Linked DNA regions of Homo sapiens: all the other regions are linked to region 2. A link is a loop called in an ENCODE intact Hi-C map of the cell type or tissue named here. Cell type or tissue: dorsolateral prefrontal cortex. All regions are shown on one strand. Links, peaks and the distances in the headings refer to the core of each region. The heading gives the core; the rest is flanking DNA. Region 1 overlaps LOC101928882 (a long non-coding RNA gene). Region 2 has its middle 39 kb from the start of LINC02031. Region 3 has its middle 120 kb from the start of LINC01994. Region 4 overlaps SOX2-OT (SOX2 overlapping transcript). Region 5 has its middle 26 kb from the start of LINC02031.

Region 1 (5,978 bases), core at 480-5,479, 1.9 Mb after region 2:
TCAACATTATTTTTAATGGTTATTTTCTAATTTGTTTATTATGTGCCATCATTTCTTTAACAATCCCTATTCTGGGCCATTCAGGCAGTCTCCTGTTTCACTAATTGTGCTTTAAAAGGCCACTCATTCTCCTGCAATATTTTTTCTTGTGAAATAAATGTGGGGAAGTAGGAGTGGTTTGTACACAGGATCATGCCCTCAGAGATCTCTCGCGTTAGAAACGCGCTGTGAACTGTATACATAAGCCTGTTAAAACATTTTAGTTGGTCACCAAATCAAATGTCAGGTTTTTTTTTCCCTCTTCTTTCCAAGAAGACAAAGGGAAACATTTGGAAGCAAGTCCTGTGCACCCCCTTGTGTCACCAGGGTGGAATGTGCTGCTAGCATTCACATTCCTTCCCCGCATAAGAACAGACAGGCCTTCCGAATGCTAGAGAGGAAGTGAGCTTTCCAAAGGACACTGTGATGGAAATCAAAATACAAGAAAAGACAATGTAATATGTCTTTATATCTGAAGGGATTTCCTGTACCATGAAGTGATCTTGACTTTTAAGTACATTATTCGATAATTTTGTTTTCTTTTGTAGCCTACCTTTGGTATAATGCCATTTTGTATAATTAAAAAAAAAATTTTAACAGTAACATTCTCATTGTAGAAAATATTGAAAAGTATATAAAATTATTATAACAAAAGACCTAACAATTATTAACATATTGATTTATTTTCTTCTAGTATTTTTTCTGCATATACACACATATACATATATCCATATATAAACCGTATAGTGGATAGTATGGTGTTATAAGTGCTTGCCTCCTGCTTACTTTAAGTTGATGTTAAATTATCATAGAAAAGTCAGATTCCATATCTATCTTGTTCAGTGCTGAATCTCCAGTGCCAGGCAGAATACATGGCATGTTGTAAACCTTTGATAAATGCTCATTTGATTACTGAATCTTACTGTATTTTGTAATTCACTTAACCATTTCCCTGTTGTACCTCATTTTCAGTTTGTTCACTATTATAAATCACACAGTGATTAATTTCTTTGTGCATAAAGCTTTTTCCACCTTCCTGATTTTTCCCTCAGGTTAAATTTCTTGAATGCAATGGTTAGATAAAGAAAATAAAAAATTAATGTTCCAATCACAGAATGCCAAGCTGCTTTCCAATTCACATAAACATAAGCGGGGCCTATGAGTAAATGGCAGAGCTAGAAATCCAACTAAGATCTCCACCCAAAGCCTGCCTCCTTGACACTATTCTATGCTGCCTCTCCATCTATCTGGTTAAATAACTGATTGGACAATGATAATCTGAAGGCTCTGATTAATAAATTCTTATTAAGCCAATAATTCTAGCACAAAAAGGGAAGTTTTAGTTTGGCAGGGCTTTAATTTAGTAAAGCCATTCTGATTCATGATAACAGTGCCACCATTAGTCCAAATGGCACCTTTGTGTAATTTGGAAAAAGATAACCCTTCTCCAAGATATTTTGATGCCCTCTGCAGGAAAATTGTCTTAATAAATACATAAATCTATGAATATAGAGGCATGAATATAGAGCTATAAGGCACAAAACTTGGACAATTCTATTTTCTAAGCTCTTGGGAATTCTGTTTAATCTAGACGAGAGTTTTGTGAGGCTATAATGTCAAGCAAAATAAATTATATTTTCTGGAAGTGCCTTTTTGAAAATTATGATAACTTGCATCTTTCTTTTAATCTCTTGGTTCCTCTCTAGGTCTCTTTGTTTTTATAATGTTTCCAGTGTTTCTGCAATCTCATCTACAAATTCTCTTGCATCATAAATCCTCACAGTTTAAAGTGTGATGGTGGAAAATGTTGTTTTATAATAAAATTATTTCTTTTTAAATGCTTACAAGCTATAATTTTAATATATTTAAAGCCAGTTTCATGTGTATATTTTTATTTGAAATAATCTTAAAAACATGGTTATTAGAGAAATATTAAAGTTTTATTTCTGTAATATATTCACCCAGAGAATTTCTGTTATCCCTTCGATTATTTATCCCTTATGTTTCCATCAATTTAAAAAGTGTATTTGATATTCAAACATGACACCTTAGCCTCCAAGTGTAAATCTGTTAATATAAGCAGTGAGTGAGTCTTTACAGAAATATTATCATAAAAAATTTCTGTAAATATCTTATTAGTGTCCTGACAAGTTGAACAATTATGAAGACATCTGTACATTGATTTTTAATAATTGAAATACTGTTAAAGTATTTCTATAATGAAAGAAAATTTTTAAGTGGTATATTTTGTTTCAAATAACATTGAGATTTTTTTTTTTACATAGTAGACAGGGAATCATCTCATTGAGAACAGATTTTTCTCCTCTATTTTGTTCTGCTGCTGCCATCTAGAGTAAAAGTGAAGCAAAGGAAGCAGACCTCCACCAAATGGTGCAGATTCTAGATTCAATCAGGAATAGGGGAGAGCTTAAACTATTTTTCTTAATTTTTAATTGAAAAATAATTATTGTATATATTTATGGGGTACAATGTGATGCTTTAATGCATCTATACATTGTGGAGTAAGCAAATTAGGCCAATTAGCATATCCATCACCTCACATACTTATCACTTTTTTGTGGTGAGAACATTTAAAATCCACTGTTTTAGAAATTTTTGAAATATACAATACGTTATTACTAACTAAAGTCACCCTGCTGTGCAAAACATCACCAGAACTTATTCCTCTTGTCTAACTGGAACTTCATACCCTCTCACCAACATGTCCCCTTTCCCTCTCCACCCTTTTCACCCCGCTCAACTTCCAGTAACTACCATTCTACTCTGTGATTTTTTTAGATATCAAATATAAGTGAGACTACATGATATTTGTCTTTCTGTGCCTGGCTTATTTCACTTAACACAATGTCCTCTAGATTCACTCATGTTGCAAATTTTTCTGCTTTTTTATGGCTGAGTAGTATTTCATTGTGTGTGTGTGTGTGTGTGTGTGTGTGTGTGTGTGTGTAAAACTTAAAAACATTCATTTGGCCAGGTGCAGTGGCTCACACCTGTAATCCCAGCACTGTGGGAGGCCAAGGCGGGTGGATCACAAGGTCAGAAGTTCGAGACCAGCCTGACCAACATGGTGAAACCCTGTCTCCACTAAAGATACACAAAAATTAACCAGGTGTGGTGGTGCGCACCTGTAAACCCAGCTACTTGGTAGGCGGAGGCAGAAGAATCGCTTGAACCCGGGAGGCAGAGGTTGTAGTGAGCCGAGATCACGCCATTGCACTCCAGTCGGGGTGACAGGGCAAGACTCTGTCTCAAAAAAAAAAATTATTCATCTGTTGCTGGGCACTTAAATTGGTTTCATATCTTGGCTATTGTAAATAGTGTGGCAATAAACATGAGGGTACAGGTATTTCATTTACATATTAATTTCACTTCCTTTAGATATATACCCAGTAGTAGTAATGCTGAATCATATAGTAATTCTATTTTGAGTTTTTGGAGGAACCTCCATACTGTTTCCAAAATGGCTCCACAAATTAACATTCCTACAAAATGTACAAGGGCTCCTTTTCATCCACATCTGCAGCAACACTTATCTATCATCTTTTTGATAATGTCCACTCTAACAGGTACAAGGTGATATCTCATTGTGATTTTGATTTGCATTTCCCTGGTGATTCGAGATGTTAAGCATTTTTTAAAATTTATTTTTTTTTATTTCAGTAGGTTTCTGGGGAACAGGTGGTGTTTGATTAATGAATAACTTCTTTAGTGGCAATTTCTGAGATTTTTGTGCACTCATCATCCGAGTAGTGTACACTGTACCCAGTGTGTAATCTTTTATCCCTTACCCCCTTCCTACCCTTTCCCCCAAGGCCCCAAACTCCATTGTATCACTCTTATGCCTCTGCATCCTCATAGCTTAGCGCCCACTTATGAGTGAGAACATACAATGTTTGGTTTTCCATTCCTGAGTCACTTCACTTAGAATAATGGTCTCCAATTATGTCCAGATTACTGTGAATGCCACTATTTTGTTCCTTTTATGGCTTGGCAGTATTCCATGGTACATATATATCACAATTTCTTTACCCAATTGTTGATTGATGGGCATTTGGGCTGGTTCCATATTTTTGCAATTGCGAATTGTGCCGCTATAAACGTGCGTGTGCAAGTATCTTTTTTGTATAATGAATTCTTTTCCTCTGGGTAAATATCCAAAATGGGATTGCTGAATCAAATGATAGTTCTACTTTTATTTCTTTAAGGAATCTTCACACTGTTTTCCATAGTGGTTGTACTAGTTTACATTCCCAGCAGCAGCGTAGAAGCGTTCCCTTTTTACCACATCCACGCCAACATCTATTATATTTTAATTTTTTGAGCATGGCCATTCTTGCAGGAGTAAGGTGATATTTCATTGTGGTTTTGATTTGCTTTTCCCTGATCTCTAGTGATGTTGAACATTTTTTCATATGTTTGTTGCCGATTTGTATATTTTCTTTTGAGAATTGTCTATTCGTGTCCTTAGCCCACTTTTTGATGGGATTGTCTGTTTTTTTTACCGCTGATTTGTTTGAGTTCCTTGTAGATTCCGGATATTAGTCCTTTGTCAGATGTATAGATTGTGAAGATTTTCTCCCACTCTGTGGGTTGTCTGTTTACTCTGCTGATTGTTTCTTTTGCTGTACAGAAGTTTTTAATTAAGTCCCATCTATTTAATTTTGTTTTTATTGCATTTGCTTTTGGGTTCTTGGTCATGAAATCTTTGCCTAAGCCAATGTCTAGAAGGGTTTTTCCAAAGTTATCTTCTAAAATTGTTATGGTTTCAGGTCTTAAATTTAAGTCTTTGATCCATCTTGAGTTGATTTTTGTATAAGGTGAGAGATGAGGATCCGGTTTCATTCTTATACATGTGGCTTGCCAATTATCCCAGCACCATTGGTTGAATAGCGTGTCCTTTCCCTACTTTACGTTTTTGTTTGTTTTGTTGAAGATCAGTTGGCTGTAAGTATTTGGCTTTATTTCTGGATTCTCTATTCTGTTCCGTTGGTCTATGTGCCTATTTTTATACCAGTATCATGCTGTTTTGGTGACCGTGGCCTTGTAGTATAAAGTCAGGTAATGTGATGCCTCCAGATTTGTTTTTTTTTGCTTCTTCTTGCTTTTGCTATGCGGGCTCTTTTTTGGTTCCAAATGAATTTTAGGATGTTTTTTCTAGTTCTGTGAAGAATGATCGTGGTATTTTGATGGGCATTGCGTTGACTTTGTAGATTGCTTTTGGCAGTGTGGTCATTTTCACAATATTGATTCTACCCATCCATGAGCATGGGATGTGTTTCTGTTTGTTTGTGTCATCTATGATTTCTTTCAGCAGTGTTTTGTAGTTTTACTTGTAGAGGTCTTTCACCTCCTCGGTTAGGTATTTAATATATTCCTAAAAATTTTAGTTTTTTTTTTTTTTTTTTTTTGCAGCTATTGTAAAAGGGATTGAGTTCTTGATTCTCAGCTTGGTCACTGTTGGTGTATAGCAGAGCTTCTGATTTGTGTGTATTGATTATGTATCCTGAAACTTTGCTGAATTCATTTATCAGTTCTAGGAGCTTTTTGCAGAAGTCTTTAGGATTTTCTAGGTATACAGTCATATCATCAGCAAACAGCGAGTTTGACTTCGTCTTTATCAATTTGGATGCCCTTTATTTCTTTCTCTTGTCTGTTTGCTCTGGCTAGGCGTTCCAGTACTAGGTTAAATAGAAGTGGTGAGAGTGGGTATCCTTGTCTTGCTCCAGTTCTTAGGGGGAATGCTTTGAACTTTTTTGGTTCCAAATGAATTTTAGGATTTTTTCTAGCTCTGTGAAGAGTGATGGTGGTATTTTGATGGGAACTGCATTGAATTTATAGATTGCTTTTGGCAGTATGGTCATTTTCACAATATTGGTTTTACTCATCCATGAGCATGTATGGATGAGTAGAATCAATAT
Region 2 (5,978 bases), core at 412-5,411:
TCTCTTTTACGACCGGAAGCAGAAATCTGAGGCCCTTTTTTCAAGTGTTTCTTTAATAAGGTTTAAAATATTTACAACTGGTTCTTCAGATGAATTTAAACAAAGTAATTAAGTAACAAAACCGATCTTACCATGATCAAACAGTGTTCCTTATAGCTCCAGTTTTATGATCTCCCCATTCACTTTATCTTGCATGAGGAATGTAAACTTGCCATGGAAGGCTAGATTTAGAATGTTCAAATGAGCAATTATCTTTTAACACCAACACAAGTCATGCATACAATTTGGCAGATTGAAGATTACATACAGAAGAGACTTGAAGTTCCTTGCAAAACAAATAGAGGAGTGAGAACATTACTGAGTGAAAGCCAATGAGCTTCATTTCTTTAAAAAGTTAAAAAAAAAAGGTAAAGAAATCAGTGGCTTGACACTAAAGAGACTGACAGCCTTTAAAGCTTTAGAAATTTTTTCTCGTAAACCTTTATACATATCCAGAGTATCCAAATCTTTTCTGTGAATACAGCGGCATGTAAAATTTGCTTTCAATGTGCAAGGTTGACTCTATGGAAGGTTCATGGCTATTTCTGAATTCTAAAATTAAAGTTAAAAAACAGAGTATAAAAGATGGACTATCAGTGATGTGTAAACTATAGGCTCATCCTAAACAATAATCTTGGTGAGATCCTGCACTTGATATTCATATACCAGTTATATTTCCTACACTATGGAATGTATTCTTTGCCGTGTGTGTATCAATTTAGAAAACATCATATGAAGCCAAGTAGGAGCTGTGGGTATCAGAGAAAAAGAAGCTTGCTATCTGTAATTGGACCACAGGGTCTTGAGAAAGGGTCTTGCACTGTCACCCAGGCTGGAGTGCAGTGGCATGATCTTGGCTCATTGCAGCCTCAACCTCCTGGGCTCAAGTGATCATCTCACCTCAGCCTCCTAAGTAGCTGGGACTACAGGTGCACGCCACCATGCCTGGCTAATTTTTTGTAGCGATGGGTTTTCACCATGTTGCCTGGCTATTCTCAAACTCCTGGGTTCAAAAGATCCACCCACCTTGGCCTCCCAAAGTGCTGGGATTGCAGGCATGAGCCAGTGCATCCGGCCTGCAGTTGTTGTTTCTTGACTAATAAACAAGTTTTGGTGTGCAGAGCTTTGATCCCCACTTACGTTTTGAAGTGCCTTTTCAGTTTTCATATGATGAAATTTATGTTCACTTCTCTGCCCTGAGTCTCAGTTACTTCCCTAGACGATGAAGAGTCAAGACCATGGATTCTCTCAGGTGCACTGAGTTTGGTGTGCTGTGTGAAGCCTGGTGTGTGTGTTGGGATTCACCACAGCCTCTTTTTATTGGCATACTAAACGTTTATACTGTGGCAAATGGGAGGACAAGTTCCTCCACCATGGACCTAAACAGACTCAAAATAAATAAAGCTTTGCTTCTTAAATACTGTCTTATCTGTAGATTATTTTCTCTTTGATAAAAATATATTTTTTTCAAATGACAGCCATTTTCATGTGTCGTTCCTTCTTAGAGAACATTGAGTTACCTCCTTCGAGCAGCCATGATGTTGGTGGCTTCATCCATCCCCCTTTTGGCAATATCCTGGACAATAAAGCAGAAAAATGGAAGGAAATTAATACTATGGTGACACTGTGGGGGGTCTCTATATCAACCCTTGCTTGAAGCTTGAGCTGAATTTTCAGTTATATGAGTCAATGTACTCATGTATTGTATAAGACAGATTTTGGGTTTTAGTCGCAGTTAAAAGCATCCTAATGAAAATATCTCTTGTTAAAGTATAACTTGAACATATGACTCAGGTGAAGATTTATCACCTCTGAGGGAAACCAAATTTAGGTTTCACTCCAGGTTGGAGTGCCGTGGTGCAACCTTGGCTCACTGCAACCTTGAACTCTTGGGCTCAAGTGATCCTCCCTCCTCAACCTCCCAAGTAGCTAGGACTACAAGCACCCGCCACCATGACCAGTTAATTTTTAAATGTTTTGAGAGATGGGCATCTGGCTACGTTGCCCAGGTTGGTCTCAAACTCCTGACCTCAGGTGATCCTCCTGCCTCAGGCTCCCAAAGTGCTGAGATTACAGGTGTGAGTCACCTTGCCTTGCCTGAATACACTGTTTTGACTTTTGAGATTAAAACGGAAGTAAATGAAATAAACTCACGACAATGAGCCAATGGCCAGCACTGTTATAGATCAATAACACAGGTTTCAACTCTTTGGAGGGAGAGTAACTAACTTACTTTCTGCACCTAACTTTCTGTATCACATCATTCTTTTCTTCCTGAGCTCAAACTCTGTCTCAGTAGCTTTCTGTAGCAGCCCCTGCGGGCACATAAGATAACATCTATCTGTGCTCCTTATCAAGCCATTCTGTCTAGTCCTAAATGTCAGAATAGGTACTAACACAGCTTTGGGCTTTGCAAGAAAATGTTCTCATCTTTTATCATCAGTTGGAAAGCTTTGGGGGCAGGAGAGACAAGAAGATTCATTCATTATTTTCAACACATATTTAAGTTTCTATATAAAACAAGGAGTGAGGTTCAATCCACAAAAGTTAATGGAAAAGTAACATCGAATTTCATGGTTGGCAGAGGTAAAGAACCACAGTTCCTAAGACACCGGCAAGTCAATTTAGGAAAGAAAAATTGCAGTGCCCACCTTCTTCCACAGAGGGGCACTCCAAGCTCATCACTGAAACCGTGCACTGTGTTGTTTTCAGTGAGCGGTTGTAGAAAAAGAACTTCCAATCTTTTCTCCATGCCTAGGGATTATTAAGAGCGTAGAATTTAAAGTACATTTGCAGGGCTCGATGTGAATGAGGCAAAACCATTTCAGTATCAATCCCAGTGGTGCCAGCAACCCATTCTAAATTAACTCAGGTTTAAATATGTTACAGAAATGTGTTAAATTTGAGAACAAATTTCACTTAGGATCTGTGGGTCTCTGTTACACAAAAGATGGAATACTTTGGAGGCAATGCAGTTCTTATTTAAAGCTAAAATATGGCTTATCATAAAACTATAGTCAGCCCGCTTCAAACACTCATGTCTTCACCAGAATGGGCAATATAGAATGAAAATTACACCTTGAGTAAACAGAATTGTAGATAAATGAGTTATGTCTCAAGACGTTTTGAATATTTTTATTATTGTGTCTGGGCCAAAAGTCTTTCCATATGTCCAAAGGCCCCGTGGCATTTCCAAATCAGCCGTGGGTGACGGTGGGACCGCGGGGCTCGTATGATGCCAACGCAAGCGTACCGGGTGGTCCTCATAGTTTGTTACATTCCAAAATGCAACCATTAAAGGGGCGGCCCTTACCTTCCCTAGTGAATACAAAAAGCCTTTGGAGACCAAAGGGCTGGAATGCTGGGGCAAACGCCACCCCACGTGCTGACCCCTTGGCCAGAGCCGAGGCGGGCGGCCTGGAGTCCCCAGCGCGGAGCCCCCAGGTTCCCAGGAGCTCGGGTCGCTCTCCGCTCTCCGCCCCTCGCCCGGGCCCACGGAAAGGGCTAAATGGCTTGCGACCAAACAGCGAATTTAAAAGGAAGCTTTCACGAAAAGCCCAAGGGAGCGGCAGCCCAGATTGTGTGGAGGGCAGAGCCGCGGGTTCCGAGGGTCCCCGGGGCGAAGCGGGCAGGGGCGCACCTCCGGGCCGCGGGCAGATGGAACCCGGGCTCCCGGGCCGGCGCGCGGGGGGCGGCCGCCTAGACATCCTCTCATTCGGCTGAAGTTTATTCTGGGCCACCGAGAGCTGGAACAGGAAATGTTCCGTCTTTCATGTCCACCGGTGGGCTTCAGACAGTTTTGCACCTCCCGGCGAGCACTGATTAGCCGGCTGAGTTCTGCCGCATTTGAAGTTCACCATTTATTATTAAAGAGAAGTGGCAGTGATTAGTGCTGGGTCCTCGGGGAGTGGAATAAATATTTACTAAATAAGAACGTTCCGCCATAAAGGAACGGCTCGAACAGGTTTCTGAAACCCCGGCGCGGGCCCCAAGTGCCGCCCCCAGGCAGGAAGCGGCGTTGCGGGGCTTTCCGCGAGAGGCTGCCATCTGCAGACCGTGCTGGGCGGCGACCTCCGCGGGGCAGGGCTCGGCCCGGCGCAGCCAGGGCCCGACGAAACTCGGCACTCTGGGCGTTTAAGTTATTTTATAGGCTGTGTTTGTTTTATAAAGGCAGAGGTGAATGTCAAACTAAACTTCGAACCTTTCTTTAATTTAAGGAACAAAGTAACATTTTATCGCTCAAGTAAGGGGACTGTGTTGCTTCCAACGTTAGGAGCATTTTCCAGTATGCTCCAAAGTGTACCCAAATTGTGAGCATCCAAGAAAGCATATTTATGTATATTTCAAAACATTATGTCATACAATGTAAATTATACAGTTTTTATTTGTCAACTGAAGAATAATAGTAAAAAAAAAAGTTTATTTAGTTTATTTGGCAATTAACTTACACGATGGCATCCCTGTCAAAAGCATTCATGTTGGTTGTTTAAAAAGCGTTTTCCTTAATTATTAGAATAATACTTTTACTGTAGAAAATATGAAATTTGCATATATCTAAACATCAGTATCACATGCTTTTTTCCATCATATTTTGCAGTGGGAATTGTCCAATGACATTACATATTTTTAGGGACAAATTTAGTGTCTATATCCATTTATTTAACTTACAGTGAATTAATAAACATTAAGGTAGTTTCAAGTTTTCCTTATTATAATAGCTCAATTAATATTTTTGTATGCAATTCTACACTTGTCTGATTATTCCCTGGCACCATTTTATTTTGAATTTCTTTTATTGTAAGTTGGGTTTAATATTATATTGCGAATAATTACAGAGAAGGGCCAGTTTTTGCTCATCACCATGTACCTGGTGTCTTGTATTATGCTGAGCACATACCAAATGCCCAATAGATATTGATTGAATGAATAAAAGAATAAAAAGTTAGTAGAACATTTGAATTTCTTGTTTTGTGAATTGCTTAATATTATTCATTTATTATGATAAGTTATCTTTTTCTTATGAATTTATAAGCTGTGTTTTAGGTAATAAGGATTTAACCTTCGGTTTGTCGCACATATGGCAAACCTCCCTCCCGTCTACAAAGCATAAGTTTGTGTGTATGTGTGTGTGTTTGGGTACTTTTTGACTTCTAGAAGTTAAAAAAAATTTCATAAGGTTATATTTGGATGATACTCTTTATCACACATGCAAGTTAAATGGCTATAGACAATACTCTACAATCTGTTTTGTGGTATTTTTACATATTTTGGACAGCACATTTTCATTCTTCTATTTATCAAGTTTTTCCCTGGACTTGGAATTTTTTTCAGGATATAACACATGGAGTAAAAAGGTAGTACAATCTTAGTCTTAGTCTGACAAGCACAGGATCTTGAGCCTGGTATCATACCAAAGAAAGATCTGTCAATTTCCCAAACAACCTTTAATTTACCTTTTTCTGATTCACTATTATGAAAGATATGAATAGAAAAAAGATCCCGGTTTTTAAGGGGTTTTCTGTATGTATCTCCTTCCAACTGAATGTGTAATTCCCTTTTATATCTCACCTGGTTTTGGTTGAAGTGACAAGTTTTGGGGACCATGAGTTGGAAATGGGTATAATTATTTGACACAGCAACAATGAAAAACTTTATGAGTATGGATATTCTATTGGTTTGTCAGGGCTGCCATAACAAAACACTGCAGACAAGATGGCTTAAACAATACGAACGTATTTTCTCACAGTTCTGAGGGCTAGAAGTCCAAGTTGAAGGTGTCAGTAGGTTTGGTCTATTCTGAGGCCTCTCTGCTTGGCTTGCAGATGAACTTCTTGCTGTGTCCTCAGATGGCCTGTTCTCTGTTCATGCATGTTTTGTTGAAATTTCTTCTTTTTATGAGGACCCAAGTCATATTGGGTAAGCACCCTTTAAACATCTGA
Region 3 (5,978 bases), core at 516-5,515, 320 kb after region 2:
TTTCGAACAGAAAGACAATCTCCTGCTATACTGCATGTTGTCTGGGAAAACTGGAAATAAACTGCTGCATTTTGGTCCTCAGTAACTTTAGAGGGAATATAACTTTCCGTCCATCCTGTTTCTTTTTGTGTTTTCTTTATCAAATGTTTTAAAATATATTTGTATGTATTTCAATAGAAACTGTTTTTTCTTTTTGTCAGTGGGATAAAATCAATACATTCCTCTTTTTCCCCCTTATATTTGATGTGTATTTATCTTAAGCTCTGAAATGGCCTAAGTTACACAAGAGACATCCAATTATACTTCCTTAAAGGATGAGGTCTTACAGTGCTCGCATTTCCCCTTCCTCCTACATAGATGTTACTTGTGGGATCACTTGGCAACTCAGTCAAAGCAGTCTTGGATGCAAGAGCTTGATTTGAGCTGGTCTTTGATTGGCTTAGGATCTTAAAAATTGCATTTGTTTTCATTTCCAGTGCAAAAGGGTATCATAATATTTACCTTTTTTTGGGAGTGGTGGTGGTGGCAAGGAATGACTGAATTGGTTAATTAAGTCAAATCATTATGACAACTCATTTTAACTCCTTAAAGGAAAGATATGACATAAGTTAAATACACATTCTACGTATTTTATTCTACAAATGTGCCTTGTAGTGCTAAAAATTTAGAAGTCTTCTGTGTAAAATGGGGTGAAGACTAAGAAATTTTAGAAATGTTTAAATAATACCATAATTACTGTTTTACCCTTTTTAATGTTTTAATCCTCATTCCTCACTTTTAACAACAAATTCCTATGAGAACAGCTTGAATAGTGCTTGATGCCTTAGAAGACACTCAGTTTATTTGGGTTCGTACACGAAAAAAAGCGGGTAAGTATAGAGCAGTGCTCAAACATAAGAAGGTATACCTGCTTTTGTTTCCTCAAATCCTAGGAATTTATGCAACGAAGGAGTAAAAGTAGGGCTGGAATTCAGCCAATACACACTGGTACAGCTCTGTATTAAAATATTGAAATTCATCTCTACGAGTTAATAAATAACCACTACTCTCAGTGCCCCCTGCCCCAACACACTGTCCCAGCCTCCTTGATGTCAATGCTGGGGCTCCTTTAATCTCCTTCATCCAGCAAGGAGCTTCCAGGACCCTGCCATGATGTCTGTTCTACTTGGTTGTGCCCATGACTTATTGGTGTTAAACATTTTGAATATATCCCTCTGTGCCCATAGAGAAAACTTGGAAGATCAATTATACTAGTTATATTGAAACTCTTGATAAATTAATTTTGTCATTGATATATATATAATTTCTTAATTATATATATACATATAATATAATTTAATTAATTTCTTAATTTCTGCTATTGGCCCTTCTATTATTGCTTTAGGAACTTCACACTAATGCGAGATGAGAGAGAGAGAAACAGCCATTTGGAAACAGGTTTGAGGGCCCACAGGCCCACATTGGACATGAGTTTGGCCATATTCAGTTTTATTGAACATCTTGAAGCATTTAAAACAATACAATGTCCTGTGGAACCCAGATACATACAGCCAGGTGTTTTTCTCTTAATATTTAAACCCATTTTATGGAAGATTTAATCCATATGTTAAATCTTTGACTTCAAAAGGCATTCCTTGAAAGGCTAATAGAAATGATGAAAAACGGGTCTAAAGATTATGTTCAAAGATGTCATTTATGGATTGGGGATAAAGGTCTGAGGAGAGAGAGAGAAACTTGGGGGAGTTTCATGAAGTCATTTAAGTATGTGAAATGTTCTAGAGCACAAGGGAACTCTTGACATTTCATAATCATAGAATCTTTTTTCATTTCCAAAGAGCATGTTTTTGAGACAGTGCATAATATAGCTATTTGTTCTCTTAGACACATCTCAGGGAAGAAAAAGAAGTTAGGAAAATGAGCCCATTGTTTTTCAAAATTAGTGACAAACTTCAAAATAATTCCAAACAAACCTCAAATAAAACATTTTCCCCCTACTGTGAATCCCATTTAAACTGTTTGGGTCAGTCTGTTTTAATGAGTCACATTCACGCTGACACATCCACACACTTCAGACAAAGACGACTGTACCTCTAAACCCATTTAAAAATGATAGATGACTGTCAGCTTTGTGAAAGCAGCACATGCAGTGGCTTGATAGCGCAGAATGAAAGCAATCTACAAGTGCAAGTCTGTTTCTTTTGGCAACGGAAGGAGTTGCTAATGGATTCATCATTTTCTGTTAAGCATGAATGTCAAACAAAAAAACATTTAGGGCTCTATTCAACTGAATTTCCGGCTCGACGCTTGCCAGCCATGGAAGCCCTGTGACTTGGAACCTGCGCAGCCCAAGCCTGATTCTTGTTTCCAGAGTTCCGTGGGGCCAGTGCCACGGAACTTGGAATTCTGCCGAGGGCTCCTCCTCCTCTCTTCACCTCCCCCTCTCCCCTTTTCTCTCCAATCGCATGAAGCCGCCAGTCGTGCTTCCTAAGTGAATGCCGTCTATGGAGCAGAGCTGGTTGCCAACTCTTACACCAGCTGACTCCACCTCGGGATCACATAGGAAGTCCACCAACACCACTCAAGAAGGGATGGCAGAGTGAGGACTTCTTGTATCCAGAGATTCTGGGGCCTTTATGCCTTGGAATTCATTGCGGTCGAGTGGGCATCACACACTTCCTATTTTGGCGTCGTAAATATGCAACATGTCCCGGACTCTTTCTACAAACAAAAAATAAACACAAAAATAATAACAGTTAAAGTGCCTGGGCTGCAGAAATGCGACGTTAGCCTCTGAATGGACCTTGAGAAGAACTGGGGGGAAAATTCTGGCCTTAGAACACAGCTCTTTTTATATCCTTAACCACAGAAGAGCTCCCTCTGTCTGGGAGAATGGCTTCTTCAGTTGAGCACACAGTGGACAGCTGTAGGAGTGTGCTGAGCCCAAACACATCAGTAACGTCCGCCCTGGCAGGAGAGAGGTTACAGACCCCAGGCCCTCACGTGCCAGGCCAGTGCCAGCCCTGCCAACAGCTGTGTGGTCTTGGACAAGTCTCTCCACCCCTCAGTGCCTCAGTTTTATCACTTGGTTGTTTTTGAGGATTAAATGAGATCACGTGAAATCAGGAGGGTAAACTATAAATCACTACACAAGTGTATATTGTTATTAACTGAACTGTTTTAATTAATAAAATAAATTAATAATAAATACTAAGAGCTAATGTAGGATGGCCTAAGGGAGTTTAGAACAGAGAAGCGAAGAGATAGATTCCTGGCAACTCCATTTTTTGTTCTGTGACCTCGAGAAAAATCAGTGCACCCTTTAAACTGGAATGGAAATACTTATTCCAATAAGTCATATTTTGACTATACAGTGCCATGGATTTGTACATTATTCAGTCTTTGGAAGACCTAGACAGCTCTCACTTCTCCAGATGTCAACCCTAATGTCAATCATTCCACCGCTCTAGCTTTACTATTCTGCATTTCCCAGCAAATGGGACTCCCCTCGCCCAGTTAAAATCCAAACATATGAAAGGATAGGAATTCATGCTTAACTTAGCAATTAGCATTTAGCAGGGTATGGCTGGATTAAGACCCAAGGTTGATGCTAGTGGGCTAGGGGAGGAAACAAGATACCAGGAGATAGGAAAGAAAGCTCTAAAATCAACTTCACTTTTTTTTTCAGGCATGCCTTGTTCCTCTCCTGTCTTTAATGTTCAATGATATTGTGAAGATAATTGCAACAAGTTGTGAAATGTTGCCAGTACCTTTATAAATTACAGGACTATAAGTGATTTCATGTGACATTGATATTGATGATTACTTCAGCCTGAAGGATAAAGGCAGAACTTGTATAGGGACGAATTAATGGTCTTACCTGAAGATATTTTAATCTAAAATTGTAAATGTTACCTCCTTCAGGAAACCTTCCCTGATCCTCTAGATAGAGTCAATCACAGTATATATTTCAAAATATGTATTTCTCATATCATTTGTTTGTTTGTATGTCTTTTTTTTTTTTTTTTACTTTTATCTTAAGTTCAGGGGTACATGTGGTACATGTGCAGGTTATATAGATAAACTTGTGTCATGGGGGTTTGTTGTACAGATTATTTCATCACCCAGTTATTGAGCCTTGTACCCATTCATTATTTTTCCTGATCCTTTCCCTCCTTCCACCCTCCACCTACTGGTGGGCCCCAGTGTGTGTTGTACCCCTCTATGTGTCCATGTGTTCTCATCATTTAGCTCCCACTTATAAGTGAGAACATGTGGTATTTGGTTTTCCGTTCTTGTGTTCGTTTGCTAAGGATAATGGCCTCCAGCTCCACTCATGTTCCTGCATAGGACATGATCTCATTCTTTTTTATGACTGTGTACTATTCCATGGTGTATATATACCACATTTTCTTTATCCAATCTATCATTGATGGGCATTTAGGTTGAGTCCATATCTTTGCTATTATGAATAGTGCTGCAACAAACATATATGTGCTTACAATACATACATATTAAGTGTGAGTTTGACTCTTTTAACTCTATATTCAATACCTTTTTAAACTCTATATTCACGTAGTAGTTAGCACATTGTAGGAACTCAGAAAATATTTGTTGAATTTAATAGAAAAAATATCTGAAGGACAAAGTAGATCAGGCAATCATTCTCCTAGTGTATCCAAGACTTGGTCTACTTAGCAATCAAAGCTAAAGATGATTTTCAGCAGAATATTAAACTCCATAAAGGATTAGTTGCCCTAAGGTTTTTTAAAATGCTGCCACTTAGATGATACTTTAATAGAATTAAATGGTATTTTGCTGAAGCATTTAGCTAAATTTTATATGCCCATACCTCTTAGAAATATAACCAAACCCACCCAGGAATTATCTATACATACATGATAATATATTGGTAAAGCTACATGCCAAATGTCACTTTAACTTGCAGAAATGATCAGATTCTTATTCCACAGGGCTGGTTTCAATGAGGAATTTTCAGAATGATGAAACCAGATTTAGCTGGTAGCAATTATTGGTACATTTCAGATGAGCTCAGCATGAAGAATAAGACTGAAGAAAGATTAAGTCTCAAATACTAAAGGAGAGAAAAAAAATGAAAAGAGAGACCAAAAGGGTTTGAAAAGCAGGAAAGGACCAGTTATCTGCAGGATGCTGGTATTCTTATGTGAGATGGTGTGACCCAGTCTGGGTTGGAATGTTATCTCTATGTGATCTGCAGAATTTCTCTCTTGACTGTAGCAACTGCAGAAGAGTGAATTAAAGTCTTAAGGAGAAAAATCAATAAAGAAAAAAAAAGATAAAAGCAATATGGCTGGAGAGCATTTCAAAAACCATATAAAAGTCTCTTAAATGGCCATGGAGGACTAACCAGTATTTATAAGGGTTTAACAGGAATACCAATAAGAATAGATTTGTTGGTCTCCTTAGAGGAACAAAAAGGCTTCTGGATGGTTTATGGCATTTAGCTGGTCTTTGTTTCACTGTAGTGTGTGACATACAGAATCATAGATTGCATAAAGGACTGCCTGTAATGACAAGAAATTCACTGGAGAGATATTATGAGAGAGCTGGGATTAGAGTAGCCCTTACTGCTTGCTCGGTGCTGTGAAAGAAGCACAGTACCCCAAGCACCTTTCCTCTGACTACCTCTTCTGTATTCCCAAACCGGGAATTTCTCTGAACTATATGCCAGAAACAGAAAACATACTCATTTAATCCCAATAATAACAATACTTCCTCTACTATATCTTTTTTTTTTTTTTTGAGATGGAGTCTCACTCTGTCGCCCAGGCTGGAGTGTGTGGCGTGATCTCGGCTCACTGTAAGCTCCACCTCCCGGGTTCATGCCATTCTCCTGCCTCAGCCTCCCGAGTAGCTGGGACTACAGGTGCCCACCACCATGCCTGGCTGATTTTTGTATTTTTAGTAGAGACGGGGTTTCACCATATTGGCCAGGCTGG
Region 4 (5,978 bases), core at 670-5,669, 1.5 Mb after region 2:
GCAAGTGATGAGACTTGATTTACTTCTTTACAAGATCATTTTGTGTGCTGTGTGGAAAGGTAATTGGAGGGCACACAAAGCAGAGGAAAGAGACATACATACGTAACTTAGGGCAAAGTTGAAAGAAATTTAAATTCAGTATTACCATTAAACCTCAGCCATTATTAGTCCACTTTAACTTCAGTTTTCCATTTTATTCTGAAGTTAAGGCCTTAAACACGTCACACCTTGGGTTCCAGCATCAAATAACCACAGGCTCCAGCACACCCACATCTTTCTGTTGTGTTTACCCAAGGGTTTCAAGGCTTCAGGGAAGTCTTAACATCTGTAGCCTTTAAAAACCTCCTAATATCAGAGAGCAAGCATGTTTGTTACCTTAACTCTTCTATTGAGCTTGAGCTCATTGTATCCACTTATTTTCAAAGGGTAACTACTCTTACAGAGTTATTGCTTCATGCTTTTTGTTCTCCAGCACACAGGCTGTGGCTATACTATACCCATTCCTGACCACCACCCTGCAAGTCCCAGGTGGTAGGAATCCCCCACTCAGCCCAGCACACCACCTTCTCTTGGTCCAAGTGGCTTCCACATTCGCCCAGCCCTCAGTATCTCTTCAGTGGCTGCAAGAGCCTCTTGACTTGTCTAATACACTCTAGGAGAGGCAGTTGCATAACTGTTCTATTCAAATATTGTTAGAAACACGATTTTGGACTAAAATCACTTTCTGCAGTGGCTTCTCCTTTGTCAAGTAAGAGTGCCATGTTTTACTATTGTGAATCACAAGAAACTTAAATGTCTTTTTTCTTTCAATGTCAATCTATAGCAGAAAAGCATATTTTTAAAAGATACAAAATCACATGAATTAAGTTAAGCATATTTAGAAAGAAAGAATACAATGTTACTTACTCTTTCTGTTACTGAGATTATGATTTCTCTCTAAATATATTCTCTATTTTCCCAGTATTCTTCAACGAGCACGTTACCTTTGACACCATAAATCATTATCTTTTGAAAAGTTTGATATTTTACATAAACTTGTAAATTCATTTAAATGATTTTACTATAACTCATATATATGATTTAACTTGTGTGGGTGTGTGTGCGTGCATGTGTACATGCATGCTTGAACGTAACTTTATTCCTACCAGAAGCACTAACTCCTAACCCTGGTGTAGGAGTACTGGGTTCAGGTTGCACCTACAGGCAGCAAGTCCCACCCTCCAGTGCCTGGGACCCAGGAGAAGAGAGGCCATGAGGTTTTTGAAGGAAATAACGTGGGAAAACAAGAAGGTGGACAAGAAAACAGGTTCCTGAAAAACAGGTTCCTGAAAACAAGAAGGTGGACAGGAAAACAAGTTCCTGGTCATGATAGGACACAAAAGCATGCAATTAAGTGAGAATTAATGAACTAATAGGAAAATGAGAAAATAAAATCCAAATATCCAGTGATTCCTTAACACAGACTCCTAGTTTTAAGACAGATTCTTAGTTTCCCTTATAATGTTAAAGATGAATTTGTCAGAGTCCCTGTCCTCATTTCAAAAACAAAACGAAACAAGCAAACAAATTGGCTTTCTAATATGTGCCATGCATTGTGTAAAGAGCTCTATGAGCATAAAGAAAGACATGACTGTAAAGCACTTAGAACATTGCTTAGTGCCTAACAACCACTGACTCATTGCTGCTGCTATTTTTACATTAGCCACCATTTTAGAGATGAGAAAACTGAGGTTCAGGAAAGTGACACAGCAAAGATTTTAATCCAAGACTCTCTGACTTTAAATCCACTGTAAACTCTTAACTTCATTGCAATTACTAAAGTTACAGTCCAAATGCCTTTCCAAAGGGCCTCAAATGGAAATATTCTAACATGGTGCAAACTGAACTGTGAGTAGTTCTTTGAAGTTCTTTCATTATATTTACTACACTTTCTTAAAATGCAATAGGCTGTGAGATTTACAATGCTCAGAGTTTCTAGTTATTGTCTTTTCCCAGAAGAGCCTTTGATTTTGTTAAGAATCTTACCTTAAATCTATAGATATAATAAGTGAAATCAGGGAAATGCCATCAGGAATTGCAGGCATTATTCTGAACACAGCCGGTACCATACAGGGCTATAGCTGAAACACCTTGGACAGGATGAGGCTGGTTCTAACCTAAAGCATACAGAATACAGGAAAAGTGCCTTGGTTTCTTTTGTGTAACTTCCCAAGGATAGTTTGTTATTCTCCTAAATAATGTATCATATTTGCTGTGGGAGTATACTGGTTAAGAACAAAGCCTTTTGGATTTGGAAAGACCCAAATCCAGGCCTCTTCTCTGTCCTTCCTGGCTGCAGTATCCCATGCAAGTTGTTCTCTTTGAATCTATTCCTGTGTGAGTATAAAACGAATGATAGTACCTACATCATAGGAAAGGAGAGCAAGAAGAAAATGAATTGAGAGAAACGCGTATAAAGTACTTAGCATAGTCCAGATATAGAGTTGGGGCTCAGTAAACGCTGACATTATTAAAAGGAAAACATGTTTTTGGATTCTAAAAAACGCGCCTATTTTAGGCGATGTGTTCTAGGGGAAAGAAGTGAGTCAGGAGATGTGGATCCTATTTTGGGATTCAGAACTGTAGTCACAGGAACCAGCAATTTCCCTGAGAGTTTGTGAGTTGATTATAAAATGGAGAAAGTAATATTTTTGCTTACCTGCTTGGATGCATGGAATACAACTTTCTTCTCCTAAGAATCAAGTGTATAAAACATTTTTTCAGTCATGTGGGTCTTTGTATTGGGCATGAGATGAGAAGGGTATTTTAAACCAGTTTCTCTTGTATACGTTTTTTTAAAAATCTGTCTGCACATGTCAAATCGTCAGCAGCCAAGTCTAGCCTGTAGATGCAGACCGAACACTTCTTTAGGAGCTCTGAACAATATGCCAAGATGCTTACGGATACCAGGAAACAGGAAGACTTTGAAATCAGCAAAATAACTCCTGGAAAATTCTCCTGCTAGTACCTTATCATTCTGCTTCCCTATCTCTGTGCTGTGCATATTAAAAAGAAGGGGGCAAAGAGAAATAATGGATTCTCTGGATTTCCTTGAGATAATATGTTCAGAAATGGTTTCTCTGGGAACTAATGAGACATCCTTTGCAGGCTGAATAATATGAATTCAATTCTAACCCAACCATTGAAGTATAATTTCAAGGTAACCAGTAACATTATTACGTCCTTCCTTCCTTTCATATACCCATCCCAGACTAATGATAACTGTTTTTGCCGAATACTTTTAAAGCTTTTCCTTCCTGATGAAACTTTAGAGTTTTTTCGTTAACAAAGTTTATATAGCAACCATAAAAATCAGAAATTACTAATTAAGACTATTAGGAAAAATCCGCCAGAGGCTTCAGAATTAAAATATATCTTAATTAGATAGGCATTTCAAGATTCTAGGATTCTCTTCTATAAATGGTAAAAGTTCTACCCCCAAACTGGGTGGAACTTCATAGTGCATACTACTGCTTCTGTTCATTCAACTGGGTAGTGTTACTGCATTGTGAATGCATCAATAGGAACAGAAAATTATGCTAGGAGACTAATATTAACAACAATGACAACACCAGAAACAAAATCATAATTGAGAAGTCTGAATATAAATCTTTTTCTCAAGGAACCATTGGCCGCAAGCTGTAGAAACGATGTATTTGTCATTTTATATTTGCCTACAGTGACACCTGCTGGAAAACACTGTTGAAGCTTTAAAATAAAAATAAATTTAAAATTTAAAATAAAAGCCAAGCTTTGAAAATATCAGCCATATATTACTATTATTTTTGCCTAAAAATGCATTGCCTAAACTTCAATTTAATTTCTGATTCTTCTTTTGAATTTTCTTCTCTGTGCAAACTGAGAAACTAAGATTCAATTCCATTTGATGAAATAATTGTTTAACTGGTATGAGAGAATTGGAGTTAACTTTTATATGATGCAAACTATTTTTAAATGGAAGAATTTATAAACAGTTTGGTGGCATTATTTTGCTTCTTTCTGAAATGTTGCTTTAAAATTTGCATATCAACTGCAGTGTGATGATAAGTATTTTTCAAAATCTTACTTAAGAATAAATATCAAGATACTTAATACTGGTGAAAATATTTAATAGCTAGCACTTTCCTAAGCAGCATTAATGCACAGAGCCATTTTGTGTTTGAGGTTTTTATGTTGTCCTTTAGCATGCACTGGATGCCAGCTACACTATGCGTTAAGCAACCAATGTGGATCTTATGCAAATTCCCTTTGATTTCAGCAGAGACTTTGCATACTAAGAGTTCCCATCTCCCAGTGACACAGAAAAGGATTTGTGTACCTATGTCCCATTACCATTAATAACATTCACCAATAAAATTCTAGCCCATTGAGAAGGTGCAAACATTTACATGGAAGTGAGTCTTTCACAAAGCTGATTTTACCCCAAGATTTGGTATCTACAAGGGACTTGTCATCTACAAGGGACTTGTCATCTACAAGGGACATATTTGCAAAGAAGTATCTTGAGATCTTCATATTCTTGAGTTCAGTCACTTCAGACTTTTCACAATCATTTCAGTATGGTTTGTGTGCTGTTGGTGACACTTTTTCCCACTTAAATTTTTTTTCCTAAATGTAAAAACTGTCCTCAAAGTCACAGTTTCTTTATAAAGCAAATACATAGGGTTTCTTTCCACTTCATTTGTAGCTATGCCTCCATTTCTCTAAAAATTCCTTCTAGCATTAGGTAGAGACTTGATGCTTCAGAACAAAGGGACTCATGTCTTTATACCTGCTACATAGCTGGTTTTCCATCTTTTACCATTTCACCATATCTGTTCTTCTGGGAGGAAGCTGTCTTTTCTTAAAAGTCAAAATTCATAAGGGAATAAATGTTCTCTATCTTAAGTTAACCTCCATATTAATCCATTTTCTCATTCCTTCAGCTCTAAAGACTGTGTCTTTATTAACCAGTAAAGCTGCCAATGATTTGTAGAGATGATACTCCACATACCCTTCTTATATATGAGGAAACTTTGGCCAATAGAGGTAGACTAAGGTCAGTTACATGAGAAGCACTTCCTGAATTAATAAAGTGATGCCAGTTCCATAACTTCTGTAGCTGAGCAAAATCAGTAACTTTTTTTCATCTCTGTCCATTGCATCCTGAAGTGGTACTATGGTTCAAATGTCTGTGTTCCCCCAAAATTCATATGTTGAAATCTAATCCCTAGTGCGATGGTATTAGGCAGTAGGGCCTTTTTTCGAGGTGATTAGGTCGTGAGGGCAGAGCCCTCATGAATGGGATTCGTGTCATTATAAAATAAGCCAGAGGAAACTTGTTTGCCTCTTCTACCATGTAAGGACATGGCAAGAAAGCACCAACTATGAACAAGGAAATAGGCCCTTACCTGATACTGAATCTACTGGCAACTTGATCTTGCTCTGTCGCCCAGGCCTGAGGGCAGTGGCACCATCTCAGCTCACTGTAACCTCTGCTTCCTGGGTTCAAGTGATCCTCCCACCTCAGCCTCCAGAGTAGCTGGAATTACAGGAGTGTGCCACATACCTGTCTATTGATCTTGGACTTCTAAGCGTCCAAAACTGAGAAATAAATTTATTTGTTTATAAGCCACCCAGTTTATAGTACTTTGTTATAGCAGAATGAATAAAGTAAGACAAGTGGGTAAAATGAACTTTTAAAAAAAGAGATGGTTAAATATATATATTTTGCTTAGCACCAGTTAAAATTTTTTAAAATAAAAAGATAATTTTTTTAGGTCTCCACATAAATTTTATCCACACACCTTCAAAATAGTTAAGAATATCTCCAAATTTCTTTCTCAGTTCCTGGGATTGAATTTTCCAGGCAGTAAAGCAGATTTCTCTAATCTTTAATCTCCACTCCCAATTAATCCCACATTGCAGGATAAAGGAAGCAGAAGTAAGATACAGAAAAC
Region 5 (5,978 bases), core at 625-5,624, 66 kb after region 2:
GCCTTGTCTGGATTTAGGGTGCATAGTTTATGCAGATGAACTTTGTGCTGCTGAGAGTGTGGAAGGTAGGAAGTAGGAAAACTTGAGCTGCATCTCTCAGCTTCATTCAATAAGCTAAAGTGATCTCTTTAATTAAAAAAGATCCTCAAAGGATTTTAGATCTGTGATCTTAACTGCAGGAAGAATGAAAAAGCATTATGTCCTTAGAGTCAGGAGAAAGGCTGTACTTACTTCTTTTTATCATCTGATGGTATTAAGGCTTTTAATGAAAAACGCTATTTTTTTCCCCTCCCTTCTTTGTTCTCTCCTTAGCTTTCCTAAGTGAGTTAAGGCACTCTGAGTATGCCACACCCTGGTTCCCTTATTCTGTAAGACCGCAGAAGAGAGAAGGAGCCCAGATGGCCCCAGGTGGGCTACTAATCCCAGGATTTTGAAATCTTGAGTCTGGCCTCTGGAAGAATTTCCCATTCTGTACAAAGATGAAGAATATACTGTTCCTTGTTCTGTTAACCTATTTTTATAAAACAGAAGGATTTTTTTCCTCCCTACTGAAGGTAAGTTTTACATGCAGATCCTATATGTATTTTGCTAGACATATGCCCAAGTACTTTTTCTTCCTCTTTTTTTGGGTGGTATTGTAAATGGTATTATTTCTTAATTTCAAATTCTAGTTTTTCATCGCTGGTATGTAGGAAAGCAATGAGTTTTGTATATTGACCTTATATCCTGCAACCTTGCTAAACCTGCTTAGTAGTTCCAATAATTTTTTAAAGATTCTTTGGAGTTTTCTACTGTAATAATCATGTCACCTGTGGTAAAGACAGTTTACTTGTCCCTTTTTAATATGTATACTTTTTATTTCTTTTTCTTATCTTACTGCACTAGCTAGGACCTTGAATAGGTTGGTGAAAGAGAATATCTTTATCTTGTTACTGATCTCAGGGGAAAGTATGCTATCTCTTTATTTTTTTGTTTATTTATTTTTATTTATTTACTTTTTTATTATACTTTAAGTTCTAGGGTACACGTGCACAACGCGCAGGTTTGTTACAAATGTATACGTGTGCCATGTTGGTGTGCTGCACCCATTAACTCGTCATTTACATTAGATATATCTCCTAATGCTATCCCTCCCGCCTCTCCCCACCCCACGGCAGGCCCCGGTGTATGATATTCCCCACCCTGTGTCCAAGTGTTCTCATTGTTCAATTCCCACCTATGAGTGAGAACAGAAAGCATGCTATCTCTTACCATTAGGTATGTTTGCTGTAGGTTTCTCATGTATGCCACTCCTGCCGCCCCCACTTTTTTTTTTGAAATGGGGTCTCACTCTGTCACCCAGGCTGGAGTGCAGTGGCATGCTCTTGGCTCACTTCATCCTCCGCCTCCCAGGTTCAAGCAATCCTCCTGCCTCAGCCTCCTGAGTAGCTGAGATTACAGGTGCCTGCCACCACGCCTGGCTAATTTTTGCATTTTTAGTAGAGATGGGGTTTCACCATATTAGTCAGGCTGGTCTCAAGCTCCTGACCTCAGGCGATCCACCCACCTTGTCCTCCCGAAGTGCTGGGATTACAGGCGTGAGTCACTGCGCCCGGCACCCCTTTTTAAATTAAGAAAATCTCCTTATAGTTCTCATTCTTTGAGACCCACAGAATGGGAATTATCTGTTTTAATCTAATCTATCAAGAGATTTGATTTATGGTCATTCCTGTCAGGCTGGGATGGTTTGGAGATGGTAGAGGGAAAGAACATTCCACCCCTGAACCCTGTGGTAATTGTTCTCTGAGTCAGCTCTCTGCCGTCTGTGGCCTCCATACCTCGTCATGAAACCAGAGATCTCTAGCAGCTGCACTGGTGAAAGAGGCAGCAAGAGGTGGAGTGATCCACTCACCTTTAAATCTGAAGGGCTGCCACTTCTTACCTGTGTGAACTTGGATGAATCCCAAAACCTCATTTCTAAAATCAGGACCTTGATTACATTGTAGGCACATGAAGATAGCCTGAAATGATAGTAACTCTAAAGTACTCTACAAATGGATCCTTTAGATGACAACTTGTTAGAGGGCAGGATCCATGTCAGTGCATTTTAGTATCCCCTAAATAGTCTGGGGCACAGTAAATGCTTAATATGTGTCTAATGATTCTGTTATTACATATATTTGTCCCTCCGAGATCTCATTGTTTGCCCTTGGGCTGTGTGGGGGGTACTACAGAGCAGGTGTTACCACAGGGGCTGTGTCAGAGTCTATGATTTCAAGCAAGTCACCAAAGCTCCCTAACCAATAATGGGACTCTGGGTAACCAAGTGAGATGCCCCAGGTAAAGCTCTCTGCAAAATATCCGCTCTCTGTAAATGCTGAATTAATGCCAGCTGTTATTTTTACTTAGGTAAGATCTTTATTAGGGAACTAGAGAGGGAAAGCTGTGGGGTTTGGCGTTTATTTGTTTGTGATTATTTATTAGTGTGTCCTGGAGGAAACTTTCTTCTTTGCTCATGGTTGACAACAGAGGGCAAAAATGAAGGCAAAATGTGGCCTAATGCTGTCAGTTGGCCGGTATTTTCATTTGTACAGATTACTAGTTTTCTTCTTTTCCTAGTGTCCTCTGGCCCACTAGGTGACACTGTTTACTCGTCTATGGTACCCCATTTAGGACTTTCCACAAATCTTATTTAAAAGTAGCATGTTTTGTTTGGGGTGCTGGGGAGGGGGAAAGCGTGTTGAGAAGGAAAATACAAATGAACCGTCAGTGGCTAAACTTTGAGGTACAATTAGGGGCCAATTGTCATCTATGGTTATGTGACGTTATGGGCTAGTTTCAAACTATTTTTTAACGAATTTTAAGAGCAACATGCAATTAGTTTCCAATTCTATTCCAAGAAATGAAGGAAAATTGACTTCCCCTTCCCAAGCCGTCACCAAACCAAAGGATAAAATAAACTGCTGTGGCTTTGAATGTAGAGTTGAGTAGATGCTCTTGAATGATTGTTTCCACCTCATTCTTCAATGATAGTTAATGAGGGCACAGACCACTAATAAGCAGTGGAAGCAGCTTCTAGGCTAAGCTTAAATTGGGCCTTCAAATCTAATCAAAATTAGTCACTGCTGAGAAGAAACCAAATGTGGTGTGTCCATTCGGATGTGGAGTTTGGAGAGGCCCTCCTTGTTTTCCAGGTCAGTTATGATTCCATTTCTGCATTGCTATATTGCTACGCACTCACAGGAAGATGACATTTTTTTGGATCCCATCCAATTGAAACTTGTGATGATTCTAAAATGACACATGTAACTTTTGGATAGAAAAAAAATAGAAAATGAATTTCTTGCCTTGCATTTTCAGGCTGTGAGCCATGGGAAGCGTGTCAACCATGTCAAACCAAAGGATCAAGAAATTGAAGATTCCGTTCACTTGCCTTGGAGTTTGAGGTCTGTGTTTTCTATTTATCCTCACCTCTTCATTGTCTATTATAACTTTAAAATTAACTCATTTATGCTGCTTCTGTTTATAAACTTAGATTGTTTTTTTTTTTTTTTTTTTTGTCCTTAGAAGAAACACAACTAAAATTCTCTAACAAATATTTCCCAGTTCAGAATTTTCCTAAAGCTTTCCTGGCCTCCCTGGCTAATGAGCTCCAATTTTCTTTGCTTTTCTGTGTGTCTACCAGCACGCACCACCTTTAGTTGGTGTGTGATAAACAGCTTAATATAGTCACAGTTTTGGCAGCTAACTTTTGGATGACTGTCACAAGGCCCCCTAAAATTGGAATTAAACAGATTTAAAATGAACAGGCAAACTCCTGTGCTTGAGAAAAGAGGATATTTTCATATGTTGTGAGCAGTAGTTAACCCAATGTCTTCTATGTATTTATGCCCTGCTTTATTTAAGTAACAGTAATAACTTTAATCATTATTAGCAGGAGCACTGTTAAATACTAAGCACCTCTCTCTGAAATGGGACTTCTTCCAGAAAAACTCTTTATGTGAAACCAACACTGTGTAATCAACAGTTGCATGAAGAAGTCTGGGGAGCAGAACATATAACAACAGCCTCTGTTCTCTACGCATAGCAGAACGGTAGAGGCTGAAACATGCATTTTGTTGCTTGATTTGGTGTGTAGAGCACCCGGGACATCTGGGATTTGCTTCCTCGAATCTCCAGCTTGCATGGTCCTCTGATGAAGAAAGGAGAGAGCAGGAAAAAAAAAAATGGAAGAGGAGGACAGAGAAAAAAAATTCAGGTCTGGCTTCGGTGCATTTGAATTCTAGCTGTCTGGGGGCATTCTCCCAAATAGCGAATGCTAATTATACTGAGTGTGTCAAATTGTGTCGTACTTTTGTAAATCAAACAAATGTTCCCAGGAGATAGGCGGGAGGCCACCAAACCCTATTCATTTATGATGCAACCTGAATTTAAAGCCAGGACTCTAGAGGGGATAGGTTACTCTGAGTTTATTTCATCTTCTGACACGTGCCTTGCACCTTCAATGTTACCCTGACATAAGGACTGCAGTCTTTCACATAATGCTTTTATTTAAACAGTTAATATGCTACTAGGGATGGCCATAGCACTTTTTAGAGACATTGAGGATAAACATATTGTTTTGAGGGACATAGGTTGTAGGGCTTTTCTCTGGGAAAGGAGAAATAGATCATAGTGCCGGATCGTTCTTCCTAAAACACCTCTGAGAGCATTTTCCCCTTGCTCTTCAAATCCTCCATGCTTTGCCCTTGTTTACTAAATGATGCCTAAACTCCGCTGAGGCAAAGCGTTCCCAACCTGGTGCTCACTGTTGCCTGTATCTCACATGCTGACCAGATGGGACTCTGCCACGTTTCATGGATGGATGTCATGGATCTGACTCTCCCAGTCTTTGCTGATGCCTGTCATTCCTAATTTCTCGGAGGCCCTCAGGGACTCTCCTCCCTAAAACCTATCTCTTAATCATTGAAATCCTGCTCGCCATTAAAGGACCAGTATAAATACCACCTTCTTCAAGAGGTTCACCTTACTTCTTCTCTGTCTCCAGCTAGAAATAATTTTTCATTTTTCTTTACTTTGTGTTTTTTAATGGCACATGAATACTGCTTTGGTTGATAGGTATATCTGTATGTAGCATCTTTTCTACAAGATAACAAGCTCCTAGGAGCTGGGGATTAGATAATCTGCATCTGCTTCAGATTTGCACAGCATCATGTACAGAATACATGGTTATAAATATTTTTTGAGTAAACGAATGACATAAAACATACACACTCTCTTTCTGGACTAATTTCAATGGTTGTGTCTAAGGGTCAATGATATAAAATAACAGAATCAAAAAATAAAGGAATTAGGAGTATATTTCTTTGTATAGGTTTTGCTTAAATGATCCTTTCAAGCATTTACATTCTTTCAGATGTGCTTGACACACAGTGGGTGCTCAGTTGACCAGCTCACAGCTGGCTTAATGGAATATTACAACAAATGAGTTTCCACAACAAGGTAGAGAGTTTTTAATCAGACATCTTTGAATTTATAACTGGAGTTGAACTTGAGCTTATGAACAATTTTTCCAGGTTTACACAAAAACCAGAAAGCTTAAAAAACAGAATGAAATGAATCATTTCCATTTTTGATACACATGAACATTTTTGATGCACAAAAATAAGAAACATGTTTAAATGTCATATGAACTAGCATTTTTAAAGATCACTTCTTGTGTGCCAGGCACTCTGCTCATCAGTTTATATGCATTCTTTCATTTGACTTCTCAATAATTATTATTGTTATTTATAATAAATAACAAAACTGAGTCTTAGAAAAGTTAAGTAAGTTGCTGAGAGACACATAGCTAGTAAATGGCAGAACCAGGATTCAAATGCAGGTTGACTAATTCCAGTGTGTATGTCCTACTGCCTCTTTGTGCAAAGTTACATCCTTCCAGAAGAGAATGCAGTATAGTGTCCCTTGTGCAGTGTTAGAAGTGGGAATTCTAATTC

What was found. A loop is a pair of places that touch in the nucleus more often than their neighbours do. Peaks named below come from ENCODE experiments on the same cell type or tissue, not always from the same donor. Only the 100,000 strongest peaks of a DNase experiment are listed, where the experiment ranks them.
Region 1: it touches region 2 in a loop (5-fold over the local background); 16 of 110 quality-filtered maps call a loop at or near these places.
Region 3: it touches region 2 in a loop (6-fold over the local background); 2 of 110 quality-filtered maps call a loop at or near these places.
Region 4: it touches region 2 in a loop (5-fold over the local background); 36 of 110 quality-filtered maps call a loop at or near these places.
Region 5: a loop joins it to region 2, with 9 times the contacts of the local background. A loop is called at or near these places in 13 of 110 quality-filtered maps.

Annotation. Positions count from the first base shown.
Region 1 is chr3:180,799,442-180,805,419 of GRCh38, reverse strand. The region is part of intron 3 of LOC101928882 (a long non-coding RNA gene); the gene reads left to right. Among named protein-coding and RNA genes, the nearest start is that of FXR1, 110 kb to the left of the region's middle. RefSeq lists an enhancer at 152-689. In dorsolateral prefrontal cortex, for the core only: CTCF peaks have their summits at 2,179 and 2,381 (motif pointing left); no DNase peak of the experiment used is centred there; H3K4me3 peaks cover 116 bases.
Region 2 is chr3:182,680,485-182,686,462 of GRCh38, reverse strand. No RefSeq gene overlaps it. Among named protein-coding and RNA genes, the nearest start is that of LINC02031, 39 kb to the right of the region's middle. RefSeq lists enhancers at 2,758-2,807, 3,932-3,981 and silencers at 3,652-3,721, 4,132-4,201. In dorsolateral prefrontal cortex, for the core only: CTCF peaks have their summits at 2,494, 2,706, 3,869 and 4,070 (motif pointing left); DNase peaks (open chromatin) are centred at 2,712 and 4,052; H3K4me3 peaks cover 2,058 bases; H3K27ac peaks cover 1,738 bases; H3K27me3 peaks cover 3,031 bases.
Region 3 is chr3:182,361,446-182,367,423 of GRCh38, reverse strand. No RefSeq gene overlaps it. Among named protein-coding and RNA genes, the nearest start is that of LINC01994, 120 kb to the left of the region's middle. In dorsolateral prefrontal cortex, for the core only: CTCF peaks have their summits at 2,659 and 2,862; DNase peaks (open chromatin) are centred at 2,433 and 2,953; H3K4me3 peaks cover 1,677 bases; H3K27ac peaks cover 1,766 bases.
Region 4 is chr3:181,208,156-181,214,133 of GRCh38, reverse strand. The region is part of intron 3 of SOX2-OT (SOX2 overlapping transcript); the gene reads right to left. Among named protein-coding and RNA genes, the nearest start is that of SOX2-OT, 150 kb to the right of the region's middle. In dorsolateral prefrontal cortex, for the core only: CTCF peaks have their summits at 3,514 and 3,719 (motif pointing left); no DNase peak of the experiment used is centred there; H3K4me3 peaks cover 324 bases.
Region 5 is chr3:182,614,959-182,620,936 of GRCh38, reverse strand. No RefSeq gene overlaps it. Among named protein-coding and RNA genes, the nearest start is that of LINC02031, 26 kb to the left of the region's middle. In dorsolateral prefrontal cortex, for the core only: CTCF peaks have their summits at 2,402 and 2,603 (motif pointing right); a DNase peak (open chromatin) is centred at 2,622; H3K4me3 peaks cover 1,896 bases.